2 separate regions of the Homo sapiens genome follow, and region 2 is linked to region 1. The links are chromatin contacts, found by Hi-C or POLR2A ChIA-PET in ENCODE. All regions are on one chromosome and are shown on one strand. Each heading gives the region's core, a stretch centred on a gene start or an enhancer-like site at or near the end of the contact. The rest is flanking DNA. Distances are from core to core; before and after follow the strand shown. Region 1 has its middle 11 kb from the start of MIR3155B. Region 2 has its middle 32 kb from the start of LINC02656.

The links. A loop is a pair of places that touch in the nucleus more often than their neighbours do. ChIA-PET counts read pairs that join two places held with the same protein, here RNA polymerase II (POLR2A). Pooled maps may share reads with other maps.
Region 2: a pooled map shows a loop between it and region 1 (4-fold over the local background). The contact joins two enhancer-like sites. A Hi-C loop is called at or near these places in 1 of 168 maps with a recorded cell type or tissue (MCF 10A) and 5 of 50 pooled maps. POLR2A ChIA-PET finds 5 or more read pairs at or near these places in 3 of 52 experiments (AG04450, activated CD4-positive, alpha-beta T cell and activated naive CD4-positive, alpha-beta T cell).

Annotation. Positions count from the first base shown.
Region 1 is chr10:6,159,965-6,166,029 of GRCh38, forward strand. It overlaps a transcript of PFKFB3 not described here. Among named protein-coding and RNA genes, the nearest start is that of MIR3155B, 11 kb to the left of the region's middle. RefSeq lists a silencer at 3,459-3,938 and an enhancer at 4,349-4,458. Within about 2 kb of position 3,712, at least 30 of the 41 ENCODE cell types and tissues checked have a DNase peak (open chromatin) inside an H3K27ac peak, as active enhancers do.
Region 2 is chr10:6,379,228-6,385,292 of GRCh38, forward strand. No RefSeq gene overlaps it. Among named protein-coding and RNA genes, the nearest start is that of LINC02656, 32 kb to the left of the region's middle. Within about 2 kb of position 3,004, at least 7 of the 41 ENCODE cell types and tissues checked have a DNase peak (open chromatin) inside an H3K27ac peak, as active enhancers do.

The DNA of each region.
Region 1 (6,065 bases), core at 2,462-4,961:
CCCAGGCTGGTCTTGAACTCCTAGACTCAAGCAATCCTCCCGCCTGAGCCTCTCAAAGTGCTGAGATTACAGGCATGAGCTACCATGCCCGGCCTACGATACTTTTTAAAATAAAATTAAAACAACTAAAACTAAACAATGCTTTTTAGGAATATATACATAATAAAACTATGTATTTTTACAAGATTCAGGATAATGGTTACTTCCATTTGAAGGGAGGCAGAAGCAGAGGATGGGGGAATATACAAATACATGTCACTTAATGTCAATAATTGAGATGTCAATTGGCTGATGGGGTCATAGTTGTCTGTTATATTAAACAAACAAATACAAAAGAGGGCCATTCAGGGATCAGTGATGAGAGCCTGAGATGAGGCGAGGACTGTGATTGCTCCCACCCTCTCTACCTGAGGTCCAGAAAGCAAGAAAGAATGAAGAGTTCCCTTTTGACCTGTTACAAGATCAGCAGTTTCCTGGGTGCGGTGGCTCACGCCTGTAATCCCAGCACTTTGGGAGGCTGAGGCAGGCAGATGACCTGAAGTCAGGAGTTCGAGACCAGCCTGGCAAACACAGTGAAACACTGTATACTAAAAATACAAAAAAATTAGCTGGGCATGGTGGCACGCACCTGTAATCCCAGCTACTCAGGAGGCTGAGGCAGGAGAATTGCTTGAACCCGGGAGGTGGAGGCTGCAGTGAGCTGAGATCTCGCCATTGCATTCCAGCCTGGGCGACAAGAGCAAGACTCTGTCTCAAAAAAAAAAAAAAAAAAAAAGAGGATGAAGCAAATATGGTAAATATGGTAAAATGTTAATAACTAGTGAAGATATATGGAGATTCTTTGTACTACTTAAAAATTTTCTAAATTTGAAATTACGTCAAAATGAGAAGTTAAAAGAGAAATGACAGGTCACTTCTCCAGTCATCTCCCAACCTTGATGCATTTGGCCTTTTTTTAAATTTTTTTAATTTATTTTTTTATTTTTTTGAGATAGAGTTTCACTCTTGAAGCCCAGGCTGGAGTGGAATGGTGTGATCTTGGCTCACTGCAACCTCCGCTTCTCGGGTTCAAGCAATTCTCCTGCCTCAGACTCCCGAGTAGCTGGGACTACAGGTGCCTGCCACCATGCCCAGCTACTTTTTGTATTTTTAGTAGAGACGGGGTTTCACCATGTTGGGCAGGCTGGTCTTGAACTCCTGACCTCAGATGGTTCACCTGCCTTGTCCTCCCAAAGTGCTGGAATTACAGGTGTGAGCCACGGCGCCTGACCTCATTTGGCCTCTTCTTTCTGTTGCTCAAACACTCAAGACTTACGACTCAGGGCCTCTGCAAGTTCCCCCTGCCTGGAGCAGTGATAGGGTGACTCTTTACCAGCAATATGAGGATCCCATTTGTTTGGATCATTTGTAAAGGTAACTTTTCCCATTTGTAACTAAAAAGTTATCTGTGGAGGGATCCTTTGCAGTCACTCACAAAGTGTGAATAAAATATCCTGTTCCCAATAATCTTTATAAAAAATTTAAAAAATTATTTTATTTCATTTTGTCATGTCCTTGAGTCATAGATATATACACACATATGTATATATATACACACATATGTATATATATACACACACACATATATATATACACACACACATATATATACACACACACACATATATATATATAGAGAGAGAGAGAGAGAGAGAATCTCACTTTGTCACCCAGGCTGGAGTGCAGTGGTGCCATCAGGACTTGCTGTTGTCTAGAATTCCTGGGCTCAAGCGATCCTCCCACCTCAGCCTCCCGAGTGGGTGGGATTACAGGAGGGTGCCACCATGCCTGGCTAATTTTTTAATTTTTAATTTTGTAGAAACAGGGTTTCACTATGTTGCCCAGGGTGGCCTTTAATTTCTAATGTAAACATTTTTAATTGTGGTAAATACACTTATAATTTACCATCTTCAACATTTTTAAGTATACAGCTCAGTGGTGTTAAATATATTCAGTGTTGTACAACCATCACCACCAACCATCTCTAGAACTTTTTCATCCTGCAAGACTGAAACTCTGCACCCATTAAACAATAACTCTCATTCTTCACAATCCCCAGCTCCTGGCAGCCACCATTCTTTCTGTCTCTGAATCTGACTATTCTAGGGAACTCATGTGAGTGGAATCTTACAACATTTGTCTGTTTGTGCCTGGCCTATTTCACTTAGCATCAAGTGCTCACGGCTCATCCACGTTGTAGCATGGGTCAGAATTTCCATCTTTTTGGAGGCGGAGTAATGTTCTGTGTGTTTAGTCACATTTTGTGTATCCATTCATCTGTTGTTGGACACATGGATTACTCTACCTTCTGGCTGTTGTCAATAATGCTGCTGCGAACATGGGTCTACAAACATCTCTTTGAAACCTTGCTTTCAATTCTTTGGGGTGTGTATATACAAGGAATAATCTTTTATTTCATAGCTTTAGCATCTATTGATGATTCTTGAGTGAAACACTTATCAGAGTGTCCGTAAAATGGCTATTTACCATTTTTGTCATTCTTTCCACATTTATTAGTTGGCATTCTTTTGTAAAGAAGCTCTTTCCTGCCCATCCTCCCTTTTACTAGCTTTAATTTCATCATCATTATTAATAGTAGTAATAGTACCAATGTGGACTCCGGGATTTTTAAAATTATGACTGCATGTGTTAGAATCCATTCCTGACATACTCAATTGATGCTCAAGCCACTCCCAGTTTGGGTGAGAACCCTTTCAGGCTGGCTGCTGTGTCCTTGACACGCCCCCTTCAGCTTTTGAGCTCTGTCTTAACTCCTGTTCCAGGCTCCTTGTGTCCTTCCCAGTCTCGGCCTTGGGAGCAGCCACTCCTCCAAGGATCCCTGGGTACTTTCAGTGGAGGATGGTCCTTAGAAGGCTGGATCTGGGCTTTTGTGTGCCTCTTCTTGCTACCGGAGTGTCCGTGTTTCCAGGGCGTTTTTCATGGATGGAGCTGGGAAACATTTTAAAATTGTAAATTCAAACGGATCAGTTATTCCAGTCCAGCAGCACAGAGTTCTTCCTCTCCTTCCCCCGTCCCATAATTGTATCTTTCATTTGCTTTCTGTGTTTTCCCCAGGAATGTTGTCTTCATCTTGAATCTCCTTTGCTACTGGCTGTACTCATTAGCAACATAAAATTCCTCGTGATAACCTCTGACCCCTATCCCATGTGTGATGACACCGAGTTGAGGGAGATCAGACATTCAATGCAGAGGTGGGGGCCAAGACCAAGCCTCCTGGGGCTTAAGAAAATATCTCCAGAGACGGGAAGTCTGGAAGGGAACTCCATCACGAATATTTTATGTTCCCTCCCTCTATTGTTCTCAATCACTGCACAAGTGTATATTACTTTTTTTAATAACAAAAAGGAACTTTTAAGGTAACCCCCCACAACCCTATATAGACTGGATGTCAACTCTTTAGTCCTAGATACACCTGGAGCCTGGCGTCGTGGGGACAGAGGCAGGTCCCTGTGCTGAGGGCGGTAAGACAGGGCGGGTAGGTGGGGACCCAGCTGGGAGGTAGGGGGGCCAGACGGGACATCAGCTCCCGGGAGCCCCGCTCTGGGCACGGTGCGCGCCTCCACCCTCCATTGCACCCCGCGCCTGCTTCCTCCCAGGTGCACCTCGGGCGCCTAAGCCAGCTGGGTCCCGGGCCCCGGGAGCAGCTGCGGGCCCGACGGGGGCGTGGCGGGACCGGCGGGGGCGGGGCCTGGGGGTGGTCCGCGCGGATTGGCTGCTGCCTGCGGCGCACGAGCCGGTCAGCGCGCACCCCGCCCTTCCCGGGCCGTGCGGCACGCCGCGTTCACGTGCTGTCGCGCGCCCTCCCGGCGTGCGCCGCGCGGCCCCAGCCTGCTCTGCGGCGACTGTCCGGCTCGTGAGCTCCGCGTGGATCCGGCGCTGGGCCCCCTACGCTCTGGGGACCTGGGGTTGTGTTTCCGGCAAAGGATGTTTTCCGAGAAGGCCTGGGAGCGGCTGTAAATAATACCCGAGAGGAAATAGGCCCGGCAGGTGTTTTTGCGCGTCCCGGCGTTGGGTGTGGCTGCGGCGGGCGTGCAGGCCGCAGATGAGGAAACAGACTAGGAGGGATTTAGGCATCTGGACTCTGCGGGGCGGCCCGGGCGCGCAGCCCGTTTCCCTGTGGGTTGAGGGCGCGGGAGAAGTGGGCGGCCCACCCCACCCCGCGCGTGGATGCGGGGCTGGGGCAGGTCCGCGGTGGAGGCGCCGCCAGTGAGCACCCGGGGACCGCTCCTAGCCCCCAGTGTGGGACACAGACTCCCTGAGGACCTCGTATGCGTTGGGTCTGTGGCTCCATCCGAATCTTCATGAACAGGGCCTGCGGTGAATTTGGGGAGAGTGAGTGAGCGGGTGAAGGGTCAGGAAATAAGTCACAGGAGGCATGGTTGAAGAATTGGGGATGTTTAACCCAGACATGGCAGGACTGGGCACACTTGACCCCTGTCTGGAAGTATTTGAAAGACTTCTGAAGGGGGCCAGCCCCTCCACACCTGTGGGTGTTTCTCGTCAGGTGGGAGGAGATACTGAGAAAAGAAATAAGACACAAAGTATAAAGAACAGTGGGCCCAGGGGACTGGCACTCAGCATACGAAGGACCCGCACTGGTGGCCGTCTCTGAGTTCCCTCAGTATTGATCATTATTTTTACTATCTTGGCGAGGGGAGTGTAGCAGGGCAACAGGTGGGGAGAAGGTCAGCAGGGAAACATGTGAGCAAAGGAATCTGTATCATGAATAAGTTCAAGGAAAGGTACTGTGCCCTGATGTGCACATAGGCTAAGTTTATGTTTCCCTTTACTCAGACATCTCAGTGTAGCAAAGAGTAACAGAGCAGTATTGCTGCCAGCATATCGCCTACAGCCACAGGGCGGTTTTCTCCTATCTCAGAATAGAACGAATGGGATTGGTCTGCTTTACACCGAGACATTCCATTCCCAGGGATGAGCAGGAGACAGAAGGCTTCCTCTTATCTCAACTGCAAAGAGGCCCCCTCTCTTTCACTACTTCTCAGTACAGACCCTTTACGGGTGTCTGGCTGGGGCACGGTCAGGTCTTTCCCTTCCCAGGAGGCCATATCTCAGGCTGTCTCAGTGGGGGGAAACCTTGGACAATACCCAGGCTTTCTTGGGCAGAGGTCCCTGCAGCCTTCTGCAGTGCATGGTGTCCCTGGTTAATCGAGAATGGAGAATGGCGATGACTTTTACCAAGCATACTGCCTGCAAACATATTGTTAACAAGGCACATCCTGCACGGCCCTGAATCCATTAAACCTTGATTCAATACAGCACATGTTTCTGTGAGCATAGGGTTGGGGCTACAGTTACAGGTTAACAGCATCTCAAAGCAGAAACAATTTTTCTTAGTATAGATCAAAATGGAGTTTCTTGCGTCTTCCTTTTCTGCATAGACACAGTAACAATCTGATCTCTCTTTTCCCCACAACTTCCTTATGAGGAAGAGGCTAGACTTTCCTTCTCCCTGGGGGCACAAAACAGATTTTCCCAGGTGGAGAATTTCAGGTCAGTTACACAGAGCCGGCAGGGATGAACATGTCTGGCGTTCTTTGCAGGAGCCAGATGTTTACCTATGTTAGTGGGAGAATAGTGGAGCTCAGATGCAAGTTCTCATCTGCCAGACTCCAAAGCCCTTGCCTTTTCTCGATGCGTCTATTTTTTTGTAAATGTTTTAGTTCAGAGGTACATGTGCAGGTTTGTTATATAAGTAAACTCGTTTGTTGTAGATTATTTCATCACCTAGGTATAAGCCTAGTACCCAGTATTTTATTTTCTTTTTTCTTTGTCTTTGTTTTTTTTTTTGAGACAGAACCTCACTCTGTCGCCCAGACTGAAGTGCAGTGGTGCTATCTCCGCTCACTGCAACCTCTGCCTCCCGGGTTCAAGCGATTCTCTTCCCTCAGCCTCGTGAGTAGCTGGGATTACAGGCGTGGATCACCAGGCTCAACTTTTTTTTTTTTTTTTTTTGAGACGAAGTCTCACTCTGTCATCCAGGCTGG
Region 2 (6,065 bases), core at 1,754-4,253, 220 kb after region 1:
GCTGGCTCTAGCACATCACTGGACTTTATAGACCTGGCCTCACTGTGGTTCATTGTTCACATAGACTACAAGTATTTAGGAGAGAGAGACAGTGGGCCTGTCTTATTCATCTTTGTTGACTAGTGCATGTTCCAGTCTGGCATACAGCAAACACTCAATGTATATTTCTTCCCCAGGTATTTATTATTTGAATGAGTGGGTGGTTACCATGTGTATTAGTCCATTTTCATGCTGCTTATAAAGACGTACCTGTGACTGGGAAGAAAAAGGTTCAATGGACTTATAGTTCCACATGGCTGGGGAGTCCTCACAATCATGGCAGAAGGCAAGGAGGAGCAAGTCACATCTTACAAGGATGGCAGCAGGCAAAGAGAGAGAGCTTGTGCAGGGAAACTCCTCTTTATAAAACTATCAGATCTCATGAGACTTATTCACTATCATGAGAACAGCACAAGAAAGATCTGCCCCTGTGACTCAATTATCTCCCACCAGGCCCCTCTCACAACATGTGAGAATTCAAGATGAGATTTGGGTGGGGACACAGCCAAACCATATCATTCTGCCACTGGCCCCCTGCAAATTTCATGTCCTCACATTTCAAAACCAATCTTGCCTTCCCAGCAGTCCCCCAAAGCCTTAACTCATGTCAGCATTAACTCAAAAGTCCACAGTTGAAAATTTCATCTGAGACAAGGCAAGTCCTTCTGCATATGAGCCTGTAAAATCAAAAGCAAGTTAGTAACTTCCTAGATACAAAGGAGGTACAGGCATTGGGTAAATACAGCCATTCAAAATGGGAGAAATTGGCCTAAACAAAGGGGCTACAGGCCCCATGCAAGTCTGAAACCCAGCGGGGTAGTCAATTCTTAAAACTCTAAAATGATCTCCTTTGACTCCATGTCTCACATCCAGGTCATGTTGATGCAAAAGGTGGGCTTCCATGGTCTTAGGCAGCTCCATCTCCATAGCTTTGCAGAGTACAGCCTCCCTCCTGGCTGCTTTCATGTGCTGGTGTTGAGTGTCTGTGGCTTTTCAAGGCACATGGTGCAAGCTGTTGGTGGATCTACCATTCTGGGGTCTGGAGGACAGTGGCCTTCTCACAGCTCCACTAGGCAGTGCCCCAGTAGGGACTCTGTGTGGAGACTCTGACCCCACATTTCCCTTCTGCACTGCCCTAGCAGAGGTTTTCAATGAGGGCCCCACCCCTGCAGCAAACTTCTGCTTGGGCATCCAGGCATTTCCATACATCCTCTGAAATCTAGGTAGAGTCGACTTAATTCTTGACTTCTGTGCACCTGCAGGCTCAACACCACGTGGAAGCTGCCAAGGCTTGGGGCTTCCACCCTCTGAAACAACAGCCTGAGCTGTACCTTGGCCCCTTTTAGTTATGGGTGGAGTGGCTGGGACTCAGGGCACCAAGTTCCTAGACTGCGCACAGCAGAGAGACCCTGGGCCTAGCCCACGAAACCATTTTTTCCTCCTAAACCTCCAGGCCTGTGATGGGAGGGGCTGCCGCAAAGGTCTCTGACATGCCCTGGAGACATTTTCCCCATTGTCCTGGTGATTAACATTCAGATCTTCATTACTAATGCAAATTTCTGCAGCCAGCTTTAATTTCTCCTCAGAGAATGGGATTTTTGTTTCTATCACATTGTCAGCCTGAAAATTTTACAAACTTTAATGATCTGTTTCCCTTTTAAAATTGAATGCCTTTAACAGCATCCAAGTCACCTCTTGAATGCTTTGCTGCCTAGAAATAGAAATCTTCCACCAGATACCCTAAATCATCTCTCTCAAGTTCAAAGTTCCACAAATCTCTAGGGCTGGGGCAAAATGCTGTCAGTCTCTTTGCTAAAACGTAACAAGAGTTACCTTTGTTCCAATTCCCAACAAGTTCCTCATCTCCATCTGAGACCACCTCAGCCTGGATTTCACTGTCCATATCATTATCAGCATTTTGGTAAAAGCCATTCAGCAAGTCTCTAGGAAGTTCCAAACTGTCCCACATTTTTCTGTCTTCCTCTGAGTCCTCCAAACTGTTCCAACCTCTGCCTGTTACCCAGTTCCACATTTTTGTGTATCTTTTCAGCAGTGCCCCACTCTACTGGTACCAATTTACTGCATTAGTCTGTTTTCATGCTACTGATAAAGCCATATCTGAGACTGGGGAAAAAAAAGAGGTTTAATGGACTTATAGTTCCACATGGCTGGAGAGGCCTCACAATCGTGGCAGAAGGCAAGGAGGAGCAAGTCACATCTTACATGGATGGTGGCAGGCAAACAGAGAGAGATTGTGCAGGAACATGCCTCTTTATAAAACCATCAGATCTCATGAGACTAATTCACCATCACAAGAACAGCACGGGAAAGACCCGCCCCCATAACTCAGTTACCTCCCACCAGGTCCCTCCCACAACACGTGGGAATTCAAGATGAGATTTGGGTGGGGACACAGCCAAACCATATCACCATGTCTCTCCATGGACTGACTTGATGGACAATTCTTTGGAGGTGGATAACTGTGATTGTCCTGTAAACCATAAAGCAGAGAGGGCACCCCAAGGAAAGCCATGTTACCCAAGTAGATGCTGGACAAGTGTTAAATACATAGCTGCCTTCATTGTGGAAACAGGGGCAGGGATCTGAGGACTTCTATATCAAGACCTTTCCACTCCTCCACTAGTTTACTTCTCTGGGTCTACTGTCGACATTCATCTAAAATGCAACTCCAACAGAAATTGTGGGACAGGGATGTCCCATTCACCTGGAGAAAGGCTATACAAGGCAATACAATGGCCATTGCAGCAAAAAAATCAGGTGTCTAGAAACATATTAAGCCAGAATTAAGCTGTAGCTCTCTGCATAGTTTATGAGACACTTCTCTGAAGTGCAGCTGAAAATGATGGGTGTGTGTGTGTTTTAAATCTGAAGGCCCTCGGGAATGGCATGTACACAAATGTCAGTGTTTGTGGGCATGAAAGGGAAGGAAACCAGACATGGGGCTGGCGGAGAAGACTTAACAGCTGCAGCTGGCATGCTTTTGCTTTGTCTTTGATTCTTTCGATTCCTGTTTGGCTTTGGTCCCATGTTTTGGGCTGTGACTAAGCTTTCGTGTCTTTGGGGGCTAAGTAGACATCAAAACAAGAAACGCCACTCACTGTGCAAATGGATTTGCCCGAAATGCTGCTGAAGAAGACAGGTTGGCATCGGGCTGGTGCTTTTCTGCTTCTACTTAAATAGGAGAGGATTTGGTCAAACTTGGTCCTTGGGACAAGGAGCTGTTTTGGACAAACGGTTTACGGAAGGTGAGGCTGGGTATTTTAAGAAGGGAGGTGAGAAGTGAGAGACCTGGAATCTGGTCCTTGTAATCGGTCATCTTGCAACATGGACTTGACTGTTGTGGAAATGGTCTACACCTCAGTTTCCTTTTTACCACAAGCTCTTCCCTCCATCTCTGTCGACACATTTCCCTCCTCTTGCTCCAGCCTCTGCTTATTTCAGGGGCTCAGTTTTCTCAAGATGGCCCCATGAAACTTCCTTGCCACAGAATGCTTCTCTGGATGCTATATCAATCGATTACATGTTAGTATGAATTTAGCTAATACACTACCTCCACATGTGACTGTACACTCAAAGTATCCCAGCAGAGGCACTCTCCCAGGTGCAACAAGATGAAACAGTCAGTTTCGGGGTCTCTTATCATGTCCCTATATAAACACAGGTGTGGGAGGGAAATATTTTGAGATGACTGCATGGAACTCTGTATTCCTTTTCCATATAATGAGTATATTATTCTCCAGCGTCTCTCCATTGCTCAAAACCACGAATATCTCCTCTCTTGAAAAAGTGACAGTGTGAGGACTGGGAAGCTGAAATTTTAGCTCAGAAGTCTACAACTAGAACCAAGTTTCTAAAAATGTGCTGTGTTATATAATCCAGGAGGAGGCAATGGAAAAGTACCAGCTGGTGTGGGACTGGAGGCTTTCCTGCCTCTGACTCACTCAGGCAAAAGGTCTTGAATTAAGATGCTTCTCAGAAAATCCAAACAAAACCCATTCATTCTCCAAGGCTTCGCATTCGTTGTGGGAGTCAAAATGTAACCATGGGACTGAGATTGCCTGGGCACATTTGGGAAAGTTCACAAAGTTTGTTCTTGTGTCCCTCGAGGCCAGCTTCCAGGGCCTCCCCACTCCTTTCCAGATGCCCGATGCCATCCTGCCGTATCTATGGCACCACAGACAGCCCTATCGGGAAGATGGCCCAAATGGCTTTCCCCATCAAAACTTGACTTCTCTGTCCTGTGGCCTCAGGCCCTGCTCTGGGTTGTCCTTAACTAAACAGTTAGATGGATCCTTGCTGTGGTGTTAGCTAACTGAATAGAGCACCTTTGAAAAAATAACATAATAGGCTGACCACGGTGGCTCATGCCTGTAATCCTGGCACCTTGGGAGGCTGATGGGGGAGGGTTGCTTGAGTCCAGGAGTTTAAGACTAGCCTAGGTAACATAGCAAGCCGTTGTCTCTACAAAAAATGTAAAAATTAGTCAGGTGTGGTGGTGCCTGCCTGTGGTCCCAGCTACTTGGGAGGCTGAGGTGGGAGGCTTAAGGGGGTTGAGGCTACCTTGAGCTGTGTTTGCACCACTGCACTCCAGCCTGGGTGACAGAGTGAGACCCTGCCTCAAAAACAAAACAAAACAAAAACAAAACATAATGTCTTAACTCAAAAGAGAGCATGGCTACTTGTGCAGTGACAAAAGTGGCTGGCATATCAGGAATGATGACTCTGGCCTAGGAAGATGTTTGGGACCTGTGGAGCCTTTGGATGTGGAGTCCCTCAGATCACACTAGAATCTGGCTGCCTTCTCCACGAAGAGATTTCTGTGTGGAAGGTCCAGGCATCTGTGTTTTGCAGCTCCCCAGAAGGTTTTGAGGCCTGTGGGAAATGATGGGGGACTGCAGCACTTGTATGCTGTGATGTCGGAAGAATAACAGCCAGCGGCTCAGCAGCATTAAGGCTTTGTGGACTGTTCCTAGGCTTTTTCCGTCTCTCCTTTTTTTTTTTTTTTTTTTTTTTTGCCACAGTTGACATCTGTACGCCCCACGTCACGTGAGGTTAGTGTCTGAGCAGGGACTACAAGGAGCCAACAATCCTGACTTCTGGTCTACCTTTCCCCCAAGTACCCACAGCCTCCCTAATATCCAAATCCTCATGTAACTTTATGCAATGAAACATATCAAACTTTACATAGCATTGCCCAGCCTGTGCACGTTGAGGTATTTCAAAGCAAAAAGCATTATAAAGTCTTTGTGAACCTCTCCCCACAAGCATGTAAAGCTTTGGGAACAGGCCAGGAACCACCTGCCTTGGCATACCATAGTGCTGTGACCATTGCAATTATATTTTCCAGATACAATTCTTGGGGCATGCAGTCTGAGAATGCTTTGCCTCTGAATGGAGCACATGGTTTTTGGATAGGGAAATGTTGGCCTACAGATGTATGAAGGCTATGGTGTTGGTGGGGGTGCCGTAATAGGATAACTTGAGTCTGAATGTGTGAAGTGATGTTTCGACTAGAGCTGATTTTGGAAGTGGTTGTAGCTGGCACTGGGAGATGAGGAGGCATGATGAGGGTGAGAATAATTCAATGTGAATTTTCAAGAGTTAGGCTCTTGAACTGTAAGAATGTAAACCTCAGGTCACTTTACTAAGAGGGGTTATATTGGGCCAAATGTCTGCATCTGCCTCCCACATTCATTCACCTGGCCCCACCTGCCTGCCCCCAGGTGCCCTGTATCTGGCTCAGGGCTGAGAACCACAGCAGCCTGGCACCTACTCCCTAGTCCTGGCCTTGTGGTCTCATGTGGTCTGGGCTGCTCCCACCACATCCCGACTCAGGTGAAGTGTGGATCTGAGCGCACAGCTGCAAAGTACAGGGCCTGGGGCCTTGACCAGGAAGTGCAGGTGAGTTCACGTACCTGTACAGGGTGAAGACAGCCTGAAGGAGGTGTGGGCAGGAGGGGGCTTCATGCCCCACACAAGGAGGTTTGACCATTGAGACAGGAGGT